Linked DNA regions of Mus musculus: all the other regions are linked to region 1. Evidence: chromatin loops called from intact Hi-C (ENCODE). Cell type or tissue: heart. All regions are shown on one strand. Links, peaks and the distances in the headings refer to the core of each region. The heading gives the core; the rest is flanking DNA.

Evidence for each region. Hi-C counts contacts between places; a loop is a spot of excess contacts. Peaks named below come from ENCODE experiments on the same cell type or tissue, not always from the same donor. Only the 100,000 strongest peaks of a DNase experiment are listed, where the experiment ranks them.
Region 2: a loop joins it to region 1, with 4 times the contacts of the local background. A loop is called at or near these places in 41 of 42 quality-filtered maps.
Region 3: a loop joins it to region 1, with 6 times the contacts of the local background. A loop is called at or near these places in 19 of 42 quality-filtered maps.

What each region holds. Positions count from the first base shown.
Region 1 is chr5:135,627,008-135,635,171 of GRCm38, reverse strand. It overlaps Rhbdd2 (rhomboid domain containing 2), which reads right to left and starts at 2,518. Exons shown (of 4, transcript NM_146002.2): 1 at 2,254-2,518. The coding sequence starts at 2,431. In heart, for the core only: CTCF peaks have their summits at 2,493, 4,146 and 4,350 (motif pointing right); a DNase peak (open chromatin) is centred at 2,531; H3K4me3 peaks cover 658 bases; H3K27ac peaks cover 367 bases.
Region 2 is chr5:135,759,947-135,766,027 of GRCm38, reverse strand. It overlaps Styxl1 (serine/threonine/tyrosine interacting-like 1), which reads left to right. Exons shown (of 9, transcript NM_029659.4): 4 at 212-377. Among named protein-coding and RNA genes, the nearest start is that of Gm30205, 9.8 kb to the left of the region's middle. In heart, for the core only: a CTCF peak has its summit at 2,290 (motif pointing right); a DNase peak (open chromatin) is centred at 2,307; H3K27me3 peaks cover 946 bases.
Region 3 is chr5:135,774,905-135,780,985 of GRCm38, reverse strand. It overlaps Styxl1 (serine/threonine/tyrosine interacting-like 1), which reads left to right and starts at 2,601. Exons shown (of 9, transcript NM_029659.4): 1 at 2,601-2,735. Mdh2 (malate dehydrogenase 2, NAD (mitochondrial)) reads right to left here and starts at 2,337. Exons shown (of 9, transcript NM_008617.2): 1 at 2,185-2,337. The coding sequence starts at 2,250. Gm30205 (a long non-coding RNA gene) reads right to left here. Exons shown (of 5, transcript XR_003955810.1): 3 at 5,918-6,009; 4 at 5,716-5,782; 5 at 3,002-3,064. In heart, for the core only: no CTCF peak of the experiment used is centred there; DNase peaks (open chromatin) are centred at 1,765 and 2,405; H3K4me3 peaks cover 3,197 bases; H3K27ac peaks cover 2,398 bases.

The DNA.
Region 1 (8,164 bases), core at 2,255-6,254:
AGGGTCCCACTTAACACTCTGTGTGGCAGTCTCCTTAGCTGTAATTCTGGCCTCTCCTTCCATAGAGGCTGTTCGGGGGAAGAAAAAAGGAACCATGAATTATAACGACCATAAAATTATAAAATTGTCACTAATAATTACATAGATTAAGTAAGGGTCTTCTTAAAGAGTGCTTTCGGAGTTTTACAGGGGCAGCCAAGATTTATATACCATAAAATAGCAAGGAAAGTCCTTTTCTCTCTCTCTCTGCAGTGAGACAAGGTCTCCCTATGCAGCCCTATCTGGTGTATACATTGCTGTGTAGACTAGGCTGGTTCCTGGGGGCTGGGATTATAGGTGTAAGACACCACATCGAGCCTCTTTTGGGGATACAAGGTTTTGATATGTAGCCCAGACCAGCTGCGAACTCACAATCTTCCTGCCTCAGCCTTTTGAGTGCTGGGACTACAAGTGTCTGCCATATTTGGTTTATACTCTTCCCCCCAATACAAGTAATGGCTAACATACATACTTTACATTTTTATATGTCTTTATTTGTGGGTATATGGGAGTACATGATCAGAGAAAAACCTTCAGAAGTTCTACCACGTAGGTCCCCAGTTCTCACGATTGGTAGCAAGGTACTTACAGGGCTCTAATTTCTTTTCTTTCTTTCTTTCTTTCTTTTTTTTTTTTTTTTGAGACAGAGTCTTATTATATAGCCCTGGTTGTCCTGGAACTCCCTATGGAGACCAAGCTGGGCTCACTCTCAGAGACCCGCCTGCCTCCGCCTGCCTAGTGCTGGCATTAAAGGTACTGTTTCTCTGCCTGTTCATGGAGCCCATGCTCAGACAAATATGGTTAAGTGAGCATGGTGATGGGTGATGTATGTCTGTGTTCTAGTACTCAGAAGGGTGAGGCAGGAGGATCATGGCTCTGAGGCTACCCTGGACTACATAATGAAGCCTGGCCATACTGGTGTAAATAAATAGCAAGCCCCTTTGTTTCAAAGTAAACAAAACGAAAACAAAAAAACAAAACCAACAAAAACAAACAAAACAACAAAAACAAAAAACAAAAACCCAGAAAGAAAAAGAGTGCGTGCCTGTCTACACTGGCATTTAGCTGACTGTAAGTGCTACATGTATCCAAAAAAGGGGGAAAAGAAAATTTCAGCTTTAAGCAGGAAACCATTACATCCTATCAGAATATCTCCAGAAGTTTGGTTATTTGCTGGATATGTCCCAAATTGAAATTTTACTGGTAAATATGAAAAAATTCTACATACAACTCTCTAAGATTTAGGTAGCTGACGAGATGGCTCAACAGGCTGAGGTAGGTCCTGCCAATCCCAAAGACCCGAGTTTGATTCCCAGGACCCACATGGGGGAAGAAGAGAAAGACTCCGGTCAGGTTGTCCTCTGACTTTCACAAGAGTGCACACAAGCATATAAATAATGTGTCACATATGTATACCTCTATCTAAAGATGTGGAGATTATATACCCAAAGCCCTAGTTTTAAATCACCATACTAAAAACAAAGTGCGGGGCTCCTATCTCAATATTATGATGTGTTAGCTCTGCGAATCTCTGTATTCAACCTCAATTTCTGGTAAACAGGCAATTTAATATGGCCTGTCATGAAATCACAGCGAGGATTACATGAAATGAACGCGCAGGCCTCTGTTAACGTTAGAAGCAACAGGGATTTCCCAGGAAAGAATGAGGAAGAAACAAAGACTAAGAATCCTGTCTTTTACAAAGGGATGATTACCAGACTTAATTAGTTTGAGAAATTTCTCTCCTCTGAGAAAACAAACACTTTACCAGCTCCTTCTGTGAGCTGGGATTAGGAGTCAGGATTAAGGTAAAGACGCAGCAGAAAATTCTAGAGTCAAGAGGAAAAGCCATCCATTGGGTTGACAGTAGACAATTGTCACGATAAAGGTGAGAAACGTTTGGTTTGTTCCTGTGGGGCTCGGGCCGTCAGCAGATGGGGTTTGTGTTTATAAAACGTGAATGGCTTAGGAAGTGTGTTCACCCTCGAGATCAAAGAATGAATGGATCTGGGGTAACATGGAAGGGGGCGATTGTGGGTAGAGAAGGAGTTGGCGGAAATGATCCGGCTTTGGACAAGACATGCTGGAGCTCCAAGTGGGGAGAATGGTGGTGGGCACGGAGGTCTGGGGTTGGCTGGCAGTGAGGCTGGAGATCAGGGACCGGGGAGTCTGCGGGCTGAGGAAGCGCGCCATCCCCGCCCCGCCTCTTCTCACCTTGCCAGTTGCGCAGGGCCTCGGAGCGCAGAGACAGCCCCGAGGGCGCCAGAGGCGGCTGCAGCAGGAACAGGCGGGGGCCCGACACCAGCAGCGAGAGCAGGGCGGTGAAGAATGTGGCGGAGGGCACCTCGGGACACGAGCACCAGAAGCGACTCGCGGGGCCCGGGGCCGCCATGGCCGCGAGCCCTTCCAGCGTGCGGCCTCGGTACTCCCCGCCTCCCTCCTCAATTTCCGCCTCCTTGCGGCGGTCTCCCCTGGCAACAGCGGAAGACTGGCCTCTCCTCAAGCACCGCCCCATGGGGGGGTGGGGGTGGGGGAAGGCCCAATCCCGTGGAGTCCTCCGCTCTTACCCGCCCAAAGGAGGCCGGGAGTTGTAGTTCCAGCTTACCTACGGGTGTTGTGCGGGCTGCCGCCTCAGGAGTATTCTTGCCTAGACCTCAGCTTCCTTCTTCTTGATTTTTAATTAAAAACAAACAAACAAACAAACAAACAAACAAGCAAAACCAAAAAAACATTTGATTACATCTGTTTGAGTGTGAGAGAGGGGCATGTGCGTGCAACGCGCGTGGAGGGTAGATGAAAACTTAAGGTTGAGTTTATCATCTCCTTCCACCTCTGGGTCCTGGGAATAGAACTTGGGTAATCAGGCTTGGCAGCAGTGCCTTTACCCACTGAGTCATCTCTTTAGCCCTTTTTATTTTTCTTTTTTTCTTTTCTTTTTTTTTTTAGATTTTATTTGCGTTTGGCTCAGTGAGAGAAGGTGTGGAGGTGCACACACAAACACCTTTACTCTCAGCCATCTCAAAGGCTCCCTTTAAAAATTTTAATCAACCTATATTTATTATACCAAGTAATGGTTTCATTATGGCATTTTCTTACATGTGTATAATGTACTTTGATCATATTTTATCGGGGCTCCATTACCCCCTCTTGCCTTCCCATCTTAGTTTCTCTTTTGCTTCCATGTTTCTTTTCTTTTCTCTTCTTTCCTTCTTTCTTCCTTCCTTTCTTTCTTTCTTTCTTTCTTTCTTTCTTTCTTTCTTTCTTTCTTTCTTTTTAAATTTTTGCGACCCAGTGAGTTTCATTAAAGTCGCTTTCAGGAGCAAATGTCTCTCCTCCCAACAGCCATTAACTACTAGTAGATCCTCATTGAGGGAGAGGGGTCTTGAAAAACATTTCTTCCTCTTGCTTTTGGCTTTTACACAAATTTGACTCTGAACTCTGGGTCTCCATCTCCAGAAAGCAGGGATTTTAGATGTGCACCACCTCCCTCAGTTTATGCAGTAATGAGGCTCGAACCCAGGGACTCCAGCATGCTACCAACTGAACTATGCTTTCAGCCGGGTCCTTCTCACTGTAATGGTATGACGTCGTGAGGACCACGGAGCCCTATTCTCCCACAGACTTGTGTTTGTCTCTGTCCTGCCAAAGAGGAAACTGAGTCTATGGGGATCCCTGAGGGATACAGTTCAATAGCAAAGAAAGAATTAAAACTTGGTTCTTCCTGCCTGAATTGGCCAAGAAGACAGAGCCAGCACTTTCTGGAGCTGGACTGGAGATAAAGTAAGAGGAGGCGGGGAAGGAGACAATTGAAGGGACACTAGAGCTACTATACATGCGCTATGAGCGTACGCCATGACGCTTTTGCTAAACTTTGCTTTAGCCTTTTGCAGTTTGAAAAGCGCTTCCTGCAGAGCAAAGCTATTTCTGGTGAACAGCTAGAGTATCCTTTGTGAGCTACAAGTGCTTTAGCAGGTGAGGTAGCTTCCCGACCAAGTCGCGGGTGAGAAGAGTCAGGAAATTGAATCCCAGTTTGCTGGGTCCCAGGGGGCGACATCAAGATATTCCTTTTTCAATATGTTCAGTTTTGGCAGTACTGGGCAGCCTACAGCCTAGTGCATGAAAGGTTAAGAGGTCTATCACTGAACTACAGCCCCATTCCTCCTCCCCAATATTTATGTATGCATTATATACATATATACGGTATATACATATACTTTTGAAAAATAATCAGATGTAATCAAGAAACCATCCATTTGATAAGCCCATTGAATCCACCATCCCAAGAAAAAAACTAATAGCTTTGCTTGCATAACACCTACCACTAGGGGGCAGCAGGGGTTATAGACACCTGATAGAAATAATGAGAGAATTTTAAACAGTGGGGAGGAATACAGGGAGATACACAGCTTGGGACCTGAGTTTGACCCCATGGATCCACGTGATGGATGGAGAGAGCTAGAGAGCCGACTTCTGTAATCTGTCCTCTGACCTCCAGGAAAGTGCCCACATAGATACAAAGACACACATGACAGAATATCCTAAAAGAGGAGGTCTGGATAGAAATATCTCTCAGCACAAACCACAGCTCTTGTTTCTAAGAGTTTATTCTTGAGCTAAATCTAGAAATGGTTTCATCACGTTTCATCCCTTGTAGGTCTTCGGGATCAAACTTAGATCAGCAAGCTTGGCAGCAAGCGCCTTTATACCCTGGAGGAGCCCCCCCCCCCCCCCCCAGTGTTAATCCTGTGTTCTCTGCTTACTCTTCTGATGCATGTTCACGGTCTGCTATTTACAGTCACGGTGCCAGGAAGAAAGCCTTGAAGGGAAGTCTATTCATGTTATCCTTGCATTATTCAACAAAACAGCTTGCTTCCACACAGAGGCCAGTAGAACCCCATGCTAAGGTTGAGACAGTAAAAGAGGCAGAGGCAGTGTGAAGAGAGATAGGCCAGCTATCTCACTCTATTTGGCTTCAATGAGACATCTGCTGACCCCAGGCCTTCTGGTCCCTAATCTAAGGACCCCCACAAGGCAGGTGTCACCTACTGCAAAGCTTGTGGGAGCTATATTCCTTACTTTCATTTTATTCCGTCTATTTGTTTGGTTCTTCCAAACAGGGTTTCTCTTTACAGACTTTGCCGTCCTGGAATTATCTAGACTAGGCTGGTCTCAAACTTACAGAGATCTGCCTGCTTCTGCCTTCCGAGTGCTGGGATTAAAGGTGTGTGCCACCACCACCACCACCACCAGGCTGTTCCTTACTTTTCTTGATGCTATGACAGTAACACCTTAAGGAAGGAAGGAAGGGAGGGAGGGAGGAAGGAAGGAAGGAAGGAAGGAAGGAAGGAAGGAAGGAAGGAAGGGGTTTGTTTCCTCTCACGGAGTGAGGTCATAGCCCACAGGGAAGGGGTGAAGTGGAATTGAAGAAAAGCTGTGGAAGGGACACAGACACAATTCCTTTCAATAGGGGCAATTAGCATGAGAAGGATGCAGAGGGGTGATTGAGTCTTAGAGGTGGGAGGGGGAGCCTTAGAGGGAGAGAATAGCTTCACTAGGAGAGAGAAAGAGAAAGAGAGAGAGACAGAGATATACATACAAAAAGAGACAGATAGATACAGAGGGTGGGGCATGAGGAAAGGAGAAAGCATGAAGGTTGGATTGGAGGGGAGAGGCCAGAGGAGTCTCTCAGAGAGTAGTAGCCTTCGGAGCGATTTCCCAGCAACCCACTGTGGGAGTCTCTTTGGACTAATTCCCTAGACACGGGAAAGGTCTTTACCTATAACTGTTTAGGGGTGACAGGAAGTAATTTAGGTCAACATACTGTGGGTGAATGAGAGTGGGGAGGAGCCAGGTATCATAAATTGAGAGCCATCTCTTCAGAGCACAGCCTGCCTCTCACCTCTGTTCCAGAGACAGAGACAGAGAGAGAGAGAGAGAGAGAGAGAGAGATGCAGGGAAGTTGGGCTTGACTCAGCCTCTGAGATCCGTGGCCTAACTTCAGAGAAGGCATGTCTGCAAGAAAGTGAGGCAGTTGTCACGTTCCATCCACAGTCAGAGAGCAGCGACGGAAGCTGGGTTCAGCTTGCTGTCTGGCCGCTGTCTGCTTTCTCTTCATCTGGGACTCCCGGTCCATGGAATGGTGCTGCCCATGAAAGAGCCTCGAGGTGAGACCCTCACTCAGACACTCAAATCCCGGGACAGCCGCGTACCCAAGAAGACACTGAGACCATACATAAAATGTAGAAGGCAAGATTTAATAAAGCAGCGACATGAAAGCACACAGACCAGAGCTCTGGGGTCGAAATAAAGCAGCAACATGAAAGCACAGAGCTCTGGGGTCGAAACTCATACACCTAGCGGCACCTAGTGGTGTAGAGGAGAATCGACGACCAGCCAAAATTTTTCACAGGCTTATATAGTAAAACTCAAAGGGGGAGAACTGGGCAGGGAAAGTACAAGTTTACATCACTAGGGAGTTCTGCCAAGGGACAAGGGGTTCTGCCAAAGGATTCTACGTAACTAAGGAGTCATGTCCTATCAAGGAACCTACGTAACTAAGGAGTACCTGGTTCATTTTGAGGTTGTTCCAGGAGGCCTTTATCTCAAAAATGTTCTTGGAACAGTTTTTAGTTGGGAGGGTTTGAACTTTAGGGTGAGGAGTTTTGGGGTGAAAAGTTTAGGAGTGTTCTGGGAACAATCTCTAGATGGGAGGGGGTGGGCTCCGAGGTAAAAAATTCATGTTTTCACAAGAGGCCAGTAATTTTCTATTCTTCATTCCCCACTTCTTCTTGTAAGTAATTCTAATCTTAGAATTTCAGAAGTCTATATCTCTATGTGGAGAATACTGCATTTACTCTATCTTTAACATGGGAACAGAAACAGAATAAGGCAGATTAGTAAACAGAACTAGGCAGGGACCCTTTTAGTGAGGCTTGCGGGTCTCAGCATGACGCAGGTGTACGTAGATCAGATCTCTGGCTGGAACTGGTGAGTTGTCCTTGGGGTACCTGGCTCGTTCACTGTAGCCAGTTGTGACCAGACTTCTTTCTGCACCACCTGCAAGCCTTTTAACTTAACATATAGATCATTATTATAAACACATCATTTAAGACAGTGATGGGCACAGGAGCCCCATAAAGGATCTCAAAAAGAGTAAAACAAAACTGAATCAAGAGGGAGTATTCTCAGTTTTAAATAGGGCAAGGGGAAGGGGCACCAAGTAAGTCTGTGCCAGTCTCTAGGATTAATTTTGTCAAGGTCTGTTTAGAGTTTTATTTATTCTTTTTTATCTTTCCTGAGCTCTGAGGTCTGTACACACAATGGAATTTTCATTTGACCTCTAAATACTTGGCCACACCCTGACTTACCTGGGCAACAAAGGCAGGACCATTATCTGACACTATTGCTTTTGGCACTCCGAACCTTGGAAAATTTTTAATAATCTTCTTGATGACTATCTGAGTAGTCTCAGTTTTATAAGGAAAAGCTTTTATCTATCTTGAGAACGTTCACAAAAACCAGAAGGTATTCATACACATATTTTTTCAGTAAAGTCTATTTTTCAGTAGATGTCTTCTCATGAGAGGACTAGTTTTCTTTCTTCAGTTTTTACTATTTTATACAGGGTTTCTTTTACCAGTCTTAATTTGTCTATAACTTGATAGTCTTCAGACTGTCAGGATCATTGCTCTTTAGGATGCCTGGGCGGTTAGATTTGCCATCTGATTTCTTTTAGCCACAGCATCTTAGGTCTTTCTCTGCAGATGTCAACAGCTCTCTTTGTCTGTATATATAGAGCTTGTATTAAAGCCACAAGTTTAGCTTTCTGGGCTGAAGTCCCTTTAGGGAGGCTGCTGGCCTAGATCACTGGCTTTCTGTCCACCACTGCACTGCTGTCCCCGCCTTCCGCTTACCCTTAACCTCGAGGCTACTGCCATCCGTGTACCAGCTCAAACTCTCAGGCCAAGGCTGATCTGATCCTTCAGATCATTTCGAGTATGAGTTCCTTCTGCCAGAATGTCAGCACAATGATGAGTAGGTGAAGTCTCAGGCAGTAGTGAGATCGAGGATAGCAGGGGGAGCGAAGGTCACTCGTTCAGTCAAAGCTCTGACAATGTGTCCATCG
Region 2 (6,081 bases), core at 1-4,000, 130 kb before region 1:
CTTAGTGACCTGCTTTTGTCCTTCTTCGTGGTACATAGGGGGGACCCTCCAGGATTCTAGAGCCACTCCCATCCATTAATGGGGTTCCCAGCTCATGAGTCATGAGGGGAAGGAGGACAGGACCCCCAACCAACCTCAGGCTCATCTGGGTGTTGTGCAGGGACAGTAGCCAGGTGAGCTCCGCAGCAGCCCGTGTTTGTGGTTTCCTCAGCGAGATCATCAGTACCTCATCCCGGAGTCCGTAGACCTGGAGTGTGTGAGATACTGCATCGTGTACGACAGCAACACCAGTTCCCTGGAGCTGTGCATACGGCGGCAGCTGGAGGAGGAGGAAGAGGAGGAGGAGGTAGAAAGAGAGGACAAGGAGGAGGACACTGGTAATTTTTGTCCTTTTGGTGGTGTTTGAAAAAGGGTCTCTCAAGCTGAGTTGTGAGGGTGCACACCCTTAGCCCCAGCTGTCTGGAAAACCTCCCTCTGCTTCCTGAGTGCACTCTGCCAACTGAGCCTTCCCAGTAGGTTTTTACAACCACACAAATAATAGTGGACAGTACGTATTTCTTGTTTTTGTGTGGCTGTGATCACATCACCTGAGGAAACAAAGGAGAGCAGGGTGATTTCTCTAGCTTGCTTCTTTGTATGTGTGTCTGTGTGTGTGCTCAGGCCTGTGGAGACCAGAGGTCAGCCTCGGGTGTCAGTCCTCAAGGGCCTTGTTTTTTAGGACTGTCTCTACTGGCTTGGAGATTGTCAAGAAGGCTAGACTGACAGGCCAGTGAGTCCCAGGAAGCCACCTGTCCCTGCCTTCCTGGTGCCAGCATTGCAAAAGTGTGCCACTGTGCCTGGCTTTTACACAGACTCTGGGGGTGGAACTCAGGTCCTCAGCTTACTAACTAAGCCATCTCTTGCAACACGTGCACATCTACACATGCAGAAACATGCACACACACACACACACACACACACACACGTATGAAAGATAGGGGGAGGAGAAGGTGAAATCACTCACATGCCTAGCAGTGAACACTCTATGGCTGCACACAACATGTGATCCCAAACTCAGTGGCCCTAAATAACAAAATGGGTTCAGAATTCAGAGGCCACTCCTCCAGGAAACCCAAATGTTTCTCTCTAGAAATTGTAATCACAGTGTCTGCTGGGAGGATTACCCTGAGTTTGAGGATAGCTGCAGAGTGAGACCATGTTTCAAATGAAAACAAACAAAACCCTGGGCTGGGACTGTAGCTTAGTCGGTGGAGTATTCCCCTGGCATGCAAGAAGCCCTAGGTCCAAGCCGGGCGTGGTGGCACACGCCTTTAATCCCAGCACTCGGGAGGCAGAGGCAGGTGGATTTCTGAGTTCAAGGCCAGCCTGGTCTACAGAGTGAGTTCCAGGACAGCCAGGGCTATACAGAGAAACCCTGTCTCGAAAAACAAAACAAAACAAAACAAAACAAAACAAAACAAAACAAAACAAAACAAACAAACAAAAAAGAAGCCCTCGGTCCACTCCAATACCACCTAAACAGGGTGTGATGGGACACACTTGGAATGTGGAGGCAGAAGGAGCAGGTGCTCAAAGCTGCTACCAGCTATGCACAGCAAGTTCAAGGTCTGTGAAACCCTGTCTCAAAAAATAAATAAATAGTCATAAAAATAGGTAGGTAGGTAGATAGGTAGGTAGGTAGGTAGGTAGGTAGATAGATAGATAGATAGATAGATAGATAGATAGATAGATAGATAGCACACCATTAACCTCAACACTCAGGAAGCAAAGGCAGGGGTATCTCTGTGAGTTTGAGGTCAGCCTGGTCTACAGAGCAAGTTCCAAGACAGTCAGGGACACACAGTGAAACTTTATCTCAGTAAGCAAATAAATAAACTTTGTCCAGGGCTATAGCTCAGTGATAGAACACTTGCCTCTCATGCACACATGCACAAGGCCCAAGGTCAAGGGGGTGGGGGCAGGGGCAGTAGGATGGCTCAGCAGGCAAATGCACTTGCCACCAAGTTTAACAACCTGAGTTTCATCCCCACGACCCACATGGTGGAAGGAGAGAATTTACTCCTCTGAGTTGTCCTTTGATACCCACATGTGTGTGGTAAAACACATACACATGCATGCACACACATAAATGAATAAAGAAGTAAAAACCAGAAGATTCCCTAAAAACATATGTAGCCAGTTACAAGACATTCAATGAACGTTTTGAAGCTGGCTTATTGTCTTTCAGCCCATAGTTTGGGGATGATGACCCATGCTGACAGGATGAGGGTGAACATTGACACTTTGTGCCACTGGGTGGCGCTAACGCCCCACCTTTAACAACACCCGCCGTCTAGCCTTCCAAGTGGTCTTTGGCTTGGAAATTTCTTTTCCTTTGGGCTACAGTTTGTATTTGCTAGTTCTAAATCAGAGTCTCATGAAGCCCGCTAGCCTCAAACTCACTGCATCGCTGAGGATGACCTTGGACTTCAGCCCTCTCTCCACCTTGTGAGTGCTGGTATCACAAGCGCACGCTACCATGTCATGCACCCAAAGCCACGCTGGGCCGGCTCTCTACCAACTGAGCTACATCCTTAGCCCTTTTTGTTTGTTCACATGTTTGTATATTTTGGACTGGAGAGATGGCTTTGGTCTTCAGTGGACCTTAGTTGGAGTCCCAGCATTTATGTAGTGTGCCTGCCTCACAGCTCTCCTTAATACAGCTGCAAGGCATCAGACCCCTCTGGGGTGAGGGCACATGTGCACATCCCCCAGCCCAGACACACACACACAATTACAACTTTTAAAAATTATGTTGTATGTATGTATGTATGGTAATGTACATGCCACAATACATGTGGATTCTGCCATGTAGGTCCTAGGGATCAAACTCAGGTGATCAGGTTTGGCAGCAAGTGTCTTTACGCTCTGAGCCATCTCTCTGGAACCGTCTTCTTTGAGACAGGGTCTCATGTAGCCCAGGCTGGCCTCAGCATCACTGTAGCTTGTATTTCTGAGCCTCTTGCCTCTACCTGCCCAGTGCTGGAACTGCTGGTGTGTACTGCCTGCCCAGCCTGTTCACAGGACTACCAACTGGACCCTAGCGCTCTAAGACCAGGGCCCACTTAGATGGCTCAGCAATAAAGGTGCCTGCTCCCAAGCCTGACAACCTGAGTCTCATCCCTGAGACCCACTAGTTGTCCTCTGACTTCCATATATATGCTATGGCAGATGCATGTCCCCATACACAAGTCAGTCAGTCAGTAAGTAAGTAAATATGATTTAGAAAACCACTTTTGCTCTATAAGAGGTGGCATTGTGCTGTGGAGTATCCCACTCAGAAAGCGATGACAGCCAAATGTAACACTTCCACTGGAGGCGACTTTCCTCAAGTAAAATGGTGATTTTTGGGGGTGGGGTGGAGATTGTGCCTGATGGCATACACCTCTAATCCCAGCACTGAAGAAACATAATTAGACAGATCTCTATGAGTTCAAGGATAGCCTGATCTACGTAGGGAGTAGTATGTAGGCCAGCCAGGGCTATGTAGTGGGACTCTTCTTTCAAAAAATCAAACCAAACCAAACCAAAGCAGATGCTGTTGAGAAGCCAGGTGTGATAAAATGCTGACTTTCAGCCAGGTGTGGTAGGACACATCTGCAGGCCCACCATTGGTAAGGCTGAGGACGGGGAAACCCAACTCTGTCACCCCCCTGCCTCAGTCTCATGAGTGTTGGCATTGCAGATGTTCACCAACATGCCCAGCTACTGGTTTTGACAAACAGCCTTTTCTGACACAGTAAGTGTGGTAGCTCCTGAAGCTGCTTGACAGGGTGACCAGGCTCTGTGGGAGTCCCTAACTGTCTCTAATGCCACCCTACAGCTGTTGACTGTAAGTCTCTAGCAGTGGAGAGGCAGATATCTAGGCTAAAGGTGTGGCCTGGGACTGCCATTCCGACTCCCCCGTGGCCTCTGGCCCAATAGTCTCTTGCTCAAGAGAGACACGGCTGGTGCCCCATAACCTACTGTCTGGACTCTGATGGGGAAGGGGGATGAATTCCACCTTATGCCTGCAAGTTTTCTCCCATCATGGTTTACAGACACAGGTTCATCCTCTGGATAGCTCCCTGCCAGTTATGTCCTGAGAAGTTCCTTCTGGAAGTGTCCTTGTCTTCAGGAGAAAAAGTTCGTTTATTTAATCAAACTAATTAATTTTTTTCCCTAGGTGATTTTACTTTGTGTGTATGTGTGGGTGCACATGAGTGGGTACACACATGGGAGAGCCTTAGATGTTGATCCTCAGGTGCTGGTCTCCTTCTAAACGGTTTTGGTTTCTCGAGGGTGGGTGTGTTCCAGAGTTTGTACAGAGGTCCTGAGATGAAGGCCTGGTCATCTGACTTGGTGACAGGTGAACTGACTTCCTAGCCCTACCTTATCTTTTTGAGACTCTCTCCTTATGTATAGTTCCCCAGTTCAGCTGGGCTAGCCTGCTGTGGAGCCCCAGGGATCTGTCTGTCTTCATTGATGAGATACAGCGTACACCACAAAGCCCAGTGTTCTTATGTGGGTTCGGGAACAGAACTCAGGTCCTCGGGCTTCCCTGACTCTCTGCTGTCTGAGCGTCTCCCCAGCCCCAGAAACTCCAGAGCCCTTCTCCTGCTGGCAGACTCTGGAGGGTCTGCAACCAATGTTCCTGGTCAGGGTGTCTTAGTGGATGCAGGGTTATAGAGATTTTCTATTGAAGCGGCATGAGGTCTGTATTAGTTACTTCCATGCCTCTGTGACAGAAGACCTGACCGGCAGCTTCTGAGAGCAGAGTGACTTTGGCTCACGGTTTCAGAGGGTTTGGTCTGCAGTCACTGGCCCTCCATTTCCTCTTTTTATTCTGTCCCAGCCCCAGGCCATGGAACGGTGCCCCACATTGAGGATAGATTTTTTTTCCCTCCTCAGTTAATTCTCCCTGGAAACATTCTCACATTTGCACTCAGAGATGTGTCCCCCAGTGTCCTAGGTGATTTTGGTTTAGACAAGTGGGTAATGAATATTATTCATATTATATAGCATAATTATGAAAGGGTTGAGTTTAAATTTATAACAAACCATAAAAAGAGGTCCAGTGAGATGATCTCTGGGACCCACGTGATGGAAGAAGAAAACAGGCTCCTGCAGCACACACACACACACACACACACACACACACACGCACACACACACACACACACACACACACACACACACACACACACGCATCCAGGCACAATCCTGGAAGGCAAACCAGGAGAATAGTGAACTCTAGGCCAGACTGGGCTTCGTAGCTCTCGTCTCAGAAATAAAACTAAATTCTAAGGAGGTGTCACTTGAGACCCACCAGGGTGGGCACAATTTAAAACATGACAAGTGTTACATAGCGAGTGTTGACAAGAGTGGGGCACTGGGCCTTTGTATACCACGGAACACAGTGGGAAAGGACCTGGCACGGAGGCCCCCGACTGTGCTCCAGTATTGGAGACTGAGCCTGCAGGATTACTACAATTTCAAGGGCAGTCTTGCCTACATAAGTCCCGGGCAGGACCCTGCTACAGAGTGAGACTCTGACTCAGAACACAAAACAAAATCAGAGTCAGTAAGATGGTAGAAAGCACCTAGGAACAGACCCACACCATCCCTGGAACCCGAAAGGGGACAGGAGAGAATGAGCTGAAAATGAGTTGGCCTGTAATCTCTACTCATACACCATGGCACATGTGTATGCCTGTATACACACACACACACACAGACACAATTAATAATGAAATATTTCAAAAATTAAAAACTAACCCAAAGCCAGACATTAGTGGCACACACATTTAATCTGAGCACTTGGAAGGCAGACATAGGCAAACTTTTGATATCAAGGCCAGCCTGGTCTACAGAGGAAATTCCAGGACAGCCAGGGCTACTGAGAGAAACTCTGTCTCAAAAAAACCAAAACCAAACAGACAATCCAAACCAAACCAAACCAAACCAAACCCTAACCCAAACGACACCCAACTGTAAGAAGAGCATCAAATGGTCTAGTGTAAAGAAAGCCATGGGGATTGTTCCGTGTTGAGGTGCATACTC
Region 3 (6,081 bases), core at 1-4,000, 150 kb before region 1:
AGGCTTGCTGGGTTCTCTCCATTCCTCCTTTTATTATTCCACATCTCCCTGCCCCATATGCTGGACAGTCTCCATCCACCTGCCTGCAATTCTTTCTACAGATAATCTATGCTTTCTTCTGGTTGTCACTGAAATGTCACATTCCTGATGCTGGTCCTGTGATTGTGGGATGGCTAGGCAAGTAAAATCACTTGCTTCAAAAGCTCAAGGACATGAGTTCAATCTCGAATCTTTCCCACACGATGAAAAAACAGACTCCAGCAAGTTGTCCTCTGCATGCTACTGTGCTGTGATGTGCACACGCACAGACCCACACGGCCCTTCCCCCAACTAAAAAGATCTCAACTTCCTTCCTCAGTGGCACAATATTCGCTTAGCATGAGTATGGCCCGAGTTCCATCCTCCACACACACCCCCCCCCACCCCCACACGGCACTTAACCACACTATTATTCACCATCTCTGCTGAGCTAACCCTACTCTACTGTTCAGGTTAACTCGTCTGTGACCCACCCCAGACTTCCCATTCATCTTTGTATCTGAGCACCCAGAGCTTTGTGCATGCCTCACATGTGTTTACCACTGAACTATGTATACCCTAGTGCTAGTTTCTTTTCAGAGTCCTCCTAAGTCACCGGGGCGGGTTTCAAACTTTTAATCTTCCTGTCTGGAACTCCTGAGTGGCTGGGGTTACAAGCATGCATCACCACACCCAGGGTGTAATATGTTAGCTGGATTATTTTTTGGTGTGTGTGTTTATGTGCAGGTACCCACGGAGGGCAGAAGAAGGCTTCAGACCCTCTGGTGGTTGGAGTCACCTGCCTTGGGTCCTGGGAACCAAACTCTAGTCTCTGCAAAATCAGCAAGCACTTTTAACTGTGAGCACCTCTCCAGCCCCTTGCATCTTTATTTTTCAATGAATGGACTGAATGGGAAACAGGAAGACCTGACCTAGATGGTAAGAAATGTAGACTTCCCTGGAATGATCAGTTCTCCTCCGGAGCATGGTAATTGTTTCTCAAGCCTTGGTTGTATCAATTTTGCTAGAGATTTGTAAAAAATACTGACCCTGCCCTCTTGACACGATCCTGGGTCTCCTTTACTGATTCCGACATGCACTAGTTAAAGAGGCCCTGGCCCAGGAGAAGATTGACTATAAATAGCTTAGCTGTAACTGTCCTAGGCCAAGTCTACCCAAAGCAAGGATGATCCTCCAAGAATAATTCAAAAGAGATCCAGTGGAGGAGATGGTTCAGTGGGTAAGTGCATAAGGACCTGAGTTCAAAGCCCGGTTCCCCTGCCTGGCAGGTTCATCAAAGGCCTTCTCACTCTCATAAATAAATAAATAAATAAATAAATAAAGTCTACAACAGGGGTTCTTAAGCTTCCTAATGCTGCAACCCTTTAATACAGTTCCTCATGTTGAGGTGAACCCTTCAACCATAAAATTACTTTTAAAAATAAAATTGCTACTTCGTAACTGAAATTCTGTTACGGTTATGAGTCGTAATGTAAACATTTGCTACGGGACCCCTGTGAAAGGGTCATTCGATCCCAAGGTTGAGAACCGCTCGCTGGTCTAGTGTGTGATGGCCAAGACACCGATGTCCTTCTCTGGCCTCTGTACAATCATGTGCACATGACACCACACACACTCTGAAAAACGATGCTTGATGCACATCTTTAATGCCGGTACTGAGGCAGAGACTGGACTCCGTGAGTTCGAGGCCAGCCTGGTCCACATAAACGGACATAAAGCAAGCAATCCCTGGGCGGGAAGGCCACTGACTGTGCTAATTTCAATCGAATCTCCCAAACTACTGTGACCCTGATCCGTTCTCCACCCTCGGAGCCCCCGGCACTACGAAGTTAACGTCCGCGTTATTTCTCTCCTGGTGCCTCACATCCATGGAGGCTTCAAGGAGAAAATCAGTTAAGTCGAAGCAATGCAAAGTTGCATATAATGCAACTCGCATCCGGACCGCGAGCCTCGGCTTCTGCACCTACGTGGAGCGCAGACTATGGAGGAAACCTGGACTGACTCTGTCCCCCTTCCATGTTGGTCGGGATGTGAGCCGGGCGGCCCAGACGTCCAGAGTGAGCCTTGGATGGTTAAGAAACGCCGAGCTCCGGGGACGCGTGTGCCGCCCCCGGAGTTCCTTCCTAGGCAGGCAGCCCCTTGTACCTGGGCCGAAGTGCTGAAGCTGCGGCGGAGAGCGGCGCCGGCAGGACGGGCGAGAGCGGACAGCATGGCTAGGGCGGGCGGGACACGGAGCTACTGGCAGGAGCTACAAGAAGACGAGTGACTCCAACGACCTCCACTCTGCGCAGTGGCCGCCCGGTCCAGAGCCACCTGATCTCGCGAGAGAAGCGCAAGAAGCTTGAGCCAAATCTCGCGAGACAGGCTCGGCCGTGTGGTTCCTTGTCTAGCACGCCCTAGACCCGGCGAGCGAGGCCTGACGTCACGATTCTCTCCGGCTCCAAAGAAGTCATCTCTGGGCTCCGGCCACTTCCGAGATCTCGCGAGAGAGGCCCGGCTTCACTTTATCAGGCCGTTCCTTCCCCCGCCTCCTACCCCGCCCCTTGCCCCGCCCCTCCCCACCGTTAGCTTTGCCCACTTCCGGGACCTAGCGCTAGGACAGACGGTCACCAGGATTAGGCGGAATCTTGGGACCGCCCCTAGCAACCCGGTACTAGAAGGACTCTTGGAGCGCTCGCCCGGAGGACAGGCTCTAGGTTAGAAGTACCCGTTATCCCAGGTGGGGCTCCGGTCGGACGTCCTGCCGGGGAGCCTGACAGAAGTCGCGCAGCAGGTCAGGCGGCCCCGGAGCTCCTGACCTCAGCCAGGCCCAACTTTCCTGCCCCCTGGAAGAGGCCGGCTGGGGTCCCGGGGCGTCCCGGGGCGGGGTGGGCAGCATCTCCCCACCTGTTTCCTCCAGAGCCGCCCTTCCGACAAGTTACACAGAGCCTTGTTGAGGTTCCAGGCTTCTCACACAACCCGCTCGGAGGAGCGAGTACTCGCGTTGTCATGGCACCAGGCGATGTGCAGGACCGCGATCCTAGGTCTGGGACGGAGGAAGAAACGTTTGGTGACCGTGCCTCAGGCTTTGGGCTTGTCTCTACCCCTCAAACTCTCCAGCAGTGCAGGGAGCACGGTTCTGCAACTCTTCTTCTTGCTTTTCCTGCTCCCCCCTTCTTTTCCTTCCTTTCTTACTAAAATCCGCACAACACACGATTAAAAAAATAATAACTATTCTAAAGTTCAGGATCAGAGCTGGAGGGATGACTCTGGTTAAGAGCACTTGCTGCTCTTGCAGAGCTTCGATCCTGAGACGCTAGCAGGTGGCCCACAACCCCCTGAAACTCTAGCTTCAGGCATAGCCATTGCCGCAGGCATTCGTGTGCAGGTACCCACGGAGACACAGAAATAAACATTTAAAATGATAAAAATGTAAAAGTAAGGACCCATACACATACAGACGTGCACATATATGCACCTACATACATTCGAACGCATGCTACACACATAAAAAATATTCCGGAGGCTGCAGCAGAAGGATTGATGTGAGTTTGAGGCCAACATGAAACTCTGTTAAAAAAAAAACCAAAAAACAAAATAACAACCATGCAAACAAAAAGTTGGGGAGGGGGTTAGAGAAGGAACTGGAAGGGAGGGAACTGGTTGGATTTGTTCAAAAACACTTGGCATGAATGTGAAGTTCTCCAGCAATAAAGTATAAGTTCAGTGTCCTAGCTGTCCTTGAGCAGGCCTGTATTCCCAGGGACCTGGAGGCTGAAGCAGGATGGTAGCAAGTTCAGTGACTCAGTCTGGTTGGGGACAGTGACAGAGAAAGCAAGGCTGCTGGTGGTAACAAACGAGAACCAAAGAGCATAGCCACACACGAGAGCTGGCGATGGCTGGCCGACTCTCTTCCCTGGCCTCTACCTCTTTGCTGGATGGATAAAGTGTACTACCAGCCCCGTCTGGAATCGGATATGCCTCCCCCGGTTCTTGCCTGGCCTTTGGGGAGCAGAATCTAGTGGGCATCTGAGCAACATTTGGAGAAGTGATATGCGAACCTGGGGAAATGGGCTTGGAACGGAGGTCATGTTAAAAGAACCTTCCAGAGGATGAGCCACTTAAACAGACCTGCCAGAAGACTGGGTGGGTCTTAGTGGGAGCCCTGGAGGAGGGAAGTGCCTCTTGTCTGAGCTGGTAATGGTTCAGTGGGCAGAGAAGCGGGCTGCCAAGCCTGAGTGCAATCTCCAGGGCCCATGCTGCTGATTCTTCAATAGTGCCAAGTATGGAGAGGCAAGGGAAAGGAGGAGACAGGAAGACGTAGCCTTGTGTTCCAGGAGATGCTTTCTATTGGGGTGGGGATATATGGATAAGCACTGCCCTTGATCTTATCTCTGAAGAATATGCTCTGGTAATTGTTTAACTTTCTGACGTCATCTAGGGGTCAGGGAGTATGTATTTATTAATCATTAATTAATTAATTTTGGTTTTCTGAGACGAGGTTTCTCTGTGTAGCCCTGGCTCTCCTGGAACTCTGTAGATTGGACTGATGAACTCAGAGATCCCCCTGCCTCTATCTCCCAAGTGCTGGGATTAAAGGATGCACCACATTTTATGTATGCTATTATTACTTTTAAGGCAGGGTATAATGTACCCCAGGCTGCCCTCATACTTTCTGGGTAGCCAAGGATGGCCTTGAACTCCTGATCTTCCTGCCTCTTAATTCCAGAGTGTTGCTTGCATCAATGTACCCAGTTTATGCAGTGTTGACGATGCAATCCAGGCCCTTGCAAACGGTAGGCAAGCACTGTACCCACTGAGCTTGTCTCATTCTGTTCGTCCAACTTGAGACCATTCTGAGAGTGGGCCCTGGTGAATTCTGGTAGAGTTGACTGAGATTAGAGGAGGTTGGAACCATCAGGTGCTCAGGGCCCCTGAAAACTAGCCAGGAACCTTGGAGCTGCTTCTTTGGGGTGTGTCTAACAAAGCTTTTGAGATCATCACAAGCATGTTAGGAGGAAACAGGACTTGATTTAAACACAAAGGATCCCAGGGCCTGAGGACACAGGGAATGATGGAGTGGCTGGGAGATGTGGGGAAACTACACAATGAGATGGTTGGAATGTGAAGGAAGGGGTAGCTAGAAGGCAGAGTGGGACCAGTATGGCTGGTCTCAAGGGCAGAGAGGGTAAGAGAGAGTTGGTGGTTAACCAGGTCTGAGGTACAAATGACAGGGATGTGGAGGGGCTGGGGATGGACAGTGATTGGTAGCGCACTTGCCTAGTATGCGTGAAGTCCAGGGTTGGCTCCTTAGCACCTCATGTGGTGCCAACCTTCATTCCCAGCACTTAGAAGGTACATGCAGGACAGGAGGACCAGGAATTTAAGGTCGTCCTTGACTCTAGAGAGAGTTTGAGGTTAGCCTGGGCTACATGAGACCCTGTCTCAAAACTAATGAAAATAAAAAAGGATGTGGGTGGCACAGTGGTTAAGAGTTTGTACTGCTCTTGCAGAGGACCTAAGCAGTTCTCAGCACCCTCTTGAGCCAATCACCTGCCTAATAGCTCTAGTTCTGGGGGTCCAATACCCTTTCCTGACCTCTATCAGCTCTTGTATTCACATTGCACATAATCATATACACATAAATAATAACAAAACTAAATTGTTTCTTAATGAGTCAGGCATGGTGGTACATACCTTTGATGCCAGTGCTAGGGAGCCAGAGGCAGGTGTTCCAAGCCAACCAGAGATGCATAGTGAGAGCCTGTCTCAACAAACAAATGAATGACTGTGGAGAGTCGGGCTGGGGAAAGTGTATCTAGGTCAAAGGGGAAGTTGGGTTGTGTGGACGAAAGACTGACTTGGAAAAGAGCTACATTTGAGGCTGAACTGAGCTTACTTGTTGAGTTGTTGAGAGGGGGCAGGTCATGTGATGGGGACATGCAGCAAGAAGAGAAATCAACGAGACAGACACCGGAGCTGAAGCCATCCCTATAGAGAGGAATAGACTAGGAATGTGCTCAGTGGTAGAGTGCTTGCCCAGTTATGCATAAAGCCCTGGGT